Regions from separate parts of the Homo sapiens genome. Here region 1 is linked to region 2. A link is an interaction called in ENCODE POLR2A ChIA-PET data of the cell type or tissue named here. Cell type or tissue: endothelial cell of umbilical vein. All regions are shown on one strand.

Region 1 (2,500 bases), 200 kb after region 2:
GGATATTGTCCTCAATTTGTAGATGAGGCATCTGAAGAGCAGGTGCTAGTAAGTTTCCCAGGGTTATGCAGTGAAGAAATGTCAGCAGGACTGGAACCCAGGCATCGGCTCAGGGCCCACACCAAGTTTGGGCATGCCAGCACTCATTTGATCATTGAACAAGTCCATAGTAGGACATTTCACCTTTGTTCTACCGAGTGGGAAACTGGGGGTCTGGAAGCACAGGTGACTCGTATAAACTCGCAGTTCCCTTGACTCCTGACCTCACACCTGGACACTTAATGGCGGCACAGTCTTGGGCAGGACCTGCCTTCATCCTGTGTCTGGAACGAAGCTGGGTGTACATTCATAGATAAATAAGGGCTGGGCACAGTGGCTCACGCCTGTTATCCTAGCACTTTGGGAGGCCGAGGCAGGAGGATTGCCTGAGCAACAAAAAGTGAGACCCTGTCTCTATAAAAAATCAAAAAATTAGCCAGGTGTGGTGGTACGCGTCTGTATTCCCAGCTACATGGGAGGTTGAGGTGGGAGGACTGCTTGATCTCTGGAGGTCGAGGCTGCAGTGAGTCATGTTCGTGTCACTACACTCCAGCCTGGGCGATAGAGTGAGAACCTGTCTCAAAAAAAAAAAAAAAAAAAAAAAAAAAAAGAAAGAAAAGGGGGGAGGAAAGGAAGGGGAAGGGGAAGAAGAGAAAGGAAGGAAGAAAAAAGAAGCTTGTAAGGGTCTGCTGGAAATAAAGCAATAAAGCAAGAAGGTGAGTTGGCCTGGCTGGCGCAGCCTGGAATGCTAGCCAGAGTTCAGACTTCATTCTCATTGCGCTGAGGCGCCCTAGAGGCGTCTGCAAAGCTGAGTTTCAGGAGACTAAGCTAGGTTGGAGGAGGGAGATGCTGGGGCTATCAGCGGGGACTGCAAGGCTGCAGGCGGGAGAGGATGGGGCCAGTTGTGTCAGGCCGTGGGGTTGGAGAGGCAGGGCCGTGAGAAGCGCTGCTGATTGGATGTGGGATCCCAGAGAGGGAGTAGCCTGGCTTGAGAGACGTCAATTGAGAAGCATCCCTTGGTGTGCCACCTTCCGGGGATGGAGGGAGTTGCATCCTGCATCCTCCCCGCAGTGAGGAGGGACTTAAAAGTTTTTGTTTTTGTTTTTGTTTTTGTTTTTGTTTTTGTTTTGAGACGGAGTCTGGCTATGTCGCCAGGCTGGAGTGCAGTGGCGCGATCTCGGATCACTGCAACCTCCGCCTTGCGGGTTCAAGTGATTCTCCTGCCTCAGCCTCCTGAGTAGCTGGGACTACAGGCGTACGCCACCACGCCCAGCTAATTTTTGTATTTTTAGTAAAGACGGGGTTTCACCATGTTGGCCAGGATGGTCTCCATTTCTTGACCTCGTGATCTGCCTGCCTCGGCCTCCCAAAATGCTGGGGTTACAGGAGTGAGCCACCGCGCCTGGCCTGGGACTTAAAGTCTTTACAAGGGATTAACACTGATAGCAGCGCAGATAGCAACACAGGTCCCTCTCTTTCCACTTTGTTTGCCTGTATGGAGCCAGCTCTCAACTGGTTTTCTTCCTCTGCTCCAAGCCTCTGAGGAGATTGAGTCTGCTTGGGTTCAAATCTTAGCTGGACCACTGCCTAACTATAGTCTTGAGCAAGTCACATAAGATCTCCAAGACTCACTTTTCCTATGTGCAAAATGGGGAATAATGGTCACACCTACCTCACTCCTAGAGTGGCAGTGAGCGTTATGTGAGTCAGCGCGTGTGTAGAGCTCGGGACATGCCTGGCTTTAGTAAGACCTCAGTGGATGTCAGCTGTTATTATGATTGAGAATGAATGATTGGCCCACGCTGCAGGGTGTTGCACTGATAGTTTTGTTCATTTATTCATTCACTGAACAGATATTTATTGAGAGCCTAATATGTGCCAGAGATCCAGCGTGAACCAGACAGACAAATCCCTGCCTGCCTTCAGGGAGTTTGCCCAGTTGTTCAGTTGCCTTCTGGCACAGAGCAGCTTTGGGCAGGCTGGCAACCTCCCTGGGGCCTTGATTTCTCCACCTCTGTCATGAGGAGCTTGCCCCGGTCCCCTGTGAACTGACGGGCATGGAGGTCTGGGGCAGATGACTCCCTAAAACTCAGCTGTTCCATAGTGGCACCTGCTATCTCCTCTGGGGAGGAAGCTCTCATAGCTAGAAGTAAACAAGCAAAAGCCGAGTATTCTTGAAAGTCCCTCTTTACCCTGAAATTTTTTTTTGTTTGTTTTTTGTTTTGTTTTGTTTTTGAGACGGAGTCTTGCGCTGTCGGCCAGGCTGGAGTGCAGTGGTGCAATCTCGGCTCACTGCAAGCTCCGCCTCCCGGGTTCACGCCATTCTCCTGCCTCAGCCTCCTGAGTAGCTGGGACTACAGGCGCCCGCCACCATACCCGGCTAATTTTTTTGCATTTTTAGTAGAGATGGGGTTTCACTGTGTTAGCCAGGATGGTCTTGATCTCCTGACCTCATGATCCG
Region 2 (2,500 bases):
AACCCAATAATGTTATAAAGGGAGAAGGGAAGATGATGCTTAAATCTCAAACACAACTTCAGCAAAAGGTATTGTTGCATGGGTCATCTGTATTCCTCCAGGACAGAAGATGGTAAGAGCACTAATAAAGGTCATTATACTCATTTGAGCAGGGCACTCTTGAAGATTTTCATCCAGGAAATGGACCAGCATTCCAAACTATTACTTAGAGATTAGCTCTGTGTGTGTTGGAGGGTAGCCTAAAGGGTTAGGGTTAACCCCAGAAAGGCAGGAAGTTCCAGAAAAAAGGCAGTCATTCTACCCAAGTCTTGTTGGAACTAAAGCACAGCGGGAAAAGCGAGCAAACCAAAGGGGAATTAGAGACACTCACAAAGGGAGGGGCCTTGGGATTAATGGACTCTCTAATTTTTGAATTTCCTGAGGTTTACGGCTGATTAGGCCCCTTAGCCATACTGTAATGTGATCAAATTTCAACTGGGTTCACAGCACAGTTGAAGGTAGAAGATGACACAGACATCACCAGTGGGCCCCAGAGACTACAGACAAGGTCCGCAGTGCTCGCTTCCGGGCTTGATCGCACTAATTAGGCACCTTTAATTCCCCAAACAATGGCGCACAGGCTGGCTCAGAGGGCACTGTGTGATCCACCGCATGCTTGAGGAGCTCTTACAATACTATGTACTGATAATTCTCTAATTTGGTACAAGCATATTTAAGCACATGGCTCAAAGGTGGAGAGAAATGACATTGCAACCCGCAAACACATATGCACAAAAATATTCAACTTTGCCAAGTGAAGACATACAAGTGAAAAATGAGGGACGATGTACTGCTGACTAAATTAGAAATTAAGGGAGAAAAGCGCCCAGTGTTAACAAAGAAGCAATAACCTGATGCTCACACTGCGGACGGTGTTATGAATCGGCCTGACACTTTGGAAAGCAACTTGGCAGAATTTGTCAAGAGCTGTAAAAGTGTTCATACTGTGGCACGGTAACGTTACTCCTGGGAATCCAAACACAGAAACCACTTCAGAAGGACCAGTCACTGTGACATCGCTTATAAGGAAAAAAAAGAAAAACAACAACAACTGGAAAAAACCTAAAGGGCAACATCAGGGAAGTTACCCCCCTGCCATCTGATGTTTAAGGAGTAAACAGCCAGTAAGCAATGATGGTTGTAAGGACTTCCTGATAATGTGGGAAAAGTCTTAGGTCATAATAATTTTTAAAAAGGAAGATGAATAATTATATGTAGCCTATGACCACAACTAATCAAAAACCTCATGTATATAAGAAATAAAAGGAGTTGCCAAAAAAAAAAAAAAAAACACTAAACTGGTGCAAGTGACTTTTTTCCTTCTGTGATCTGAGCTTTCCACAATGATGCTTTATTAAGTTGAACTACATGAAATTGCCAACACACAGCCATTTCTGACCTACACAAGTGGCACTTTCACATGGGTCAACATAATATTTTTTGAAAGTTTTAATACTTTTATGAAAGTATTTTTATGAAAGCTTTAATACTTTTATGAAAGTATTTATCCAAGTTTTGTTTTGTTTTGTTTGTTTGCTTAATTTTGAGACGGAGTTTCACTCCTGTTGCCCAGGCTGGAGTGCAGTGGTGCGATCTCAGCTCACTGCAACCCTCCACCTCCCGGGTTCAAGTGATTCTCCTGCCTCAGCCTCCCAAGTAGCTGGGATTACAGGTGCCTGCCACCAAGCCTGGCTAATTTTTTGTACTTTTAGTAGAGACGGGGTTTCGCCATGTTGGGCAGGCTGGTCTTTAACTCCTGACCTCAGGTGATCCGCTCGCCTCAGCCTCCCAAAGTGCTGGGATTACAGGCGTGAGCCACCATGCCCAGCCTTATGCAAGGTTTAATAACTTTAGATGTTCACAGTATCTGCCCCTGCTCTGCGCTACCACCCCTCTTCAATGTCTAAGGACAGATCTGTAAACACATGTGACACACAAATAGAGTGGTCTAAAAGCAGTCCTCAGAATTCTGTAATCCAAAAAGGAGAGAAATCCTTCTAAGGTGTGAAGCAACGGACAGAAACAAAATGACCAAAGTCAGTTTCACCACATTTAAGCCCAATTCTGAAAAATGCAGGCAGGCTTCTCCTTTTTAACTACTAGGTGGAGAGGGCACCTCCATGTGGAACATTCGAAGGGCAGAAACAGCTCACCAGGTCAGGAAAGCCAGCAGGCAAAGTCTGTTGGCAGGAGACCGTTGGCAGGAAGGTGTGGTAGGGAAAGTGCCACCCCACGGGCCTGACCCTCCCGCCTGCCTGCCCTTCCAAAGGCCTCCTCCACCTTCAACCAGGTCCCATTTTTCCAGGCCAGAGTCTTAAAGGATGTTTGCTTCCCTTTGCTGGCCTGAGGACAAGGCTAATTTTACTCAACAAAGTAAAAAGGATGGAAAGAACACACTGAAAAGAACAGGCTGAACAACCACCTGTATGGGTAGAGCCATTTAAAAATCATTCAAACACAG

The links. Peaks named below come from ENCODE experiments on the same cell type or tissue, not always from the same donor. Only the 100,000 strongest peaks of a DNase experiment are listed, where the experiment ranks them.
Region 1: POLR2A ChIA-PET joins it to region 2 with 10 read pairs; 7 of 35 experiments call an interaction of 5 or more read pairs at or near these places.

Annotation. Positions count from the first base shown.
Region 1 is chr1:19,658,942-19,661,441 of GRCh38, forward strand. No RefSeq gene overlaps it. Among named protein-coding and RNA genes, the nearest start is that of HTR6, 4.7 kb to the right of the region's middle. In endothelial cell of umbilical vein, a CTCF peak has its summit at 1,069 (motif pointing left); a DNase peak (open chromatin) is centred at 1,020.
Region 2 is chr1:19,456,787-19,459,286 of GRCh38, forward strand. All of the region lies in intron 1 of CAPZB (capping actin protein of muscle Z-line subunit beta), which reads right to left. Among named protein-coding and RNA genes, the nearest start is that of CAPZB, 28 kb to the right of the region's middle. In endothelial cell of umbilical vein, no CTCF peak of the experiment used is centred here; DNase peaks (open chromatin) are centred at 225 and 1,095; H3K27ac peaks cover 631 bases.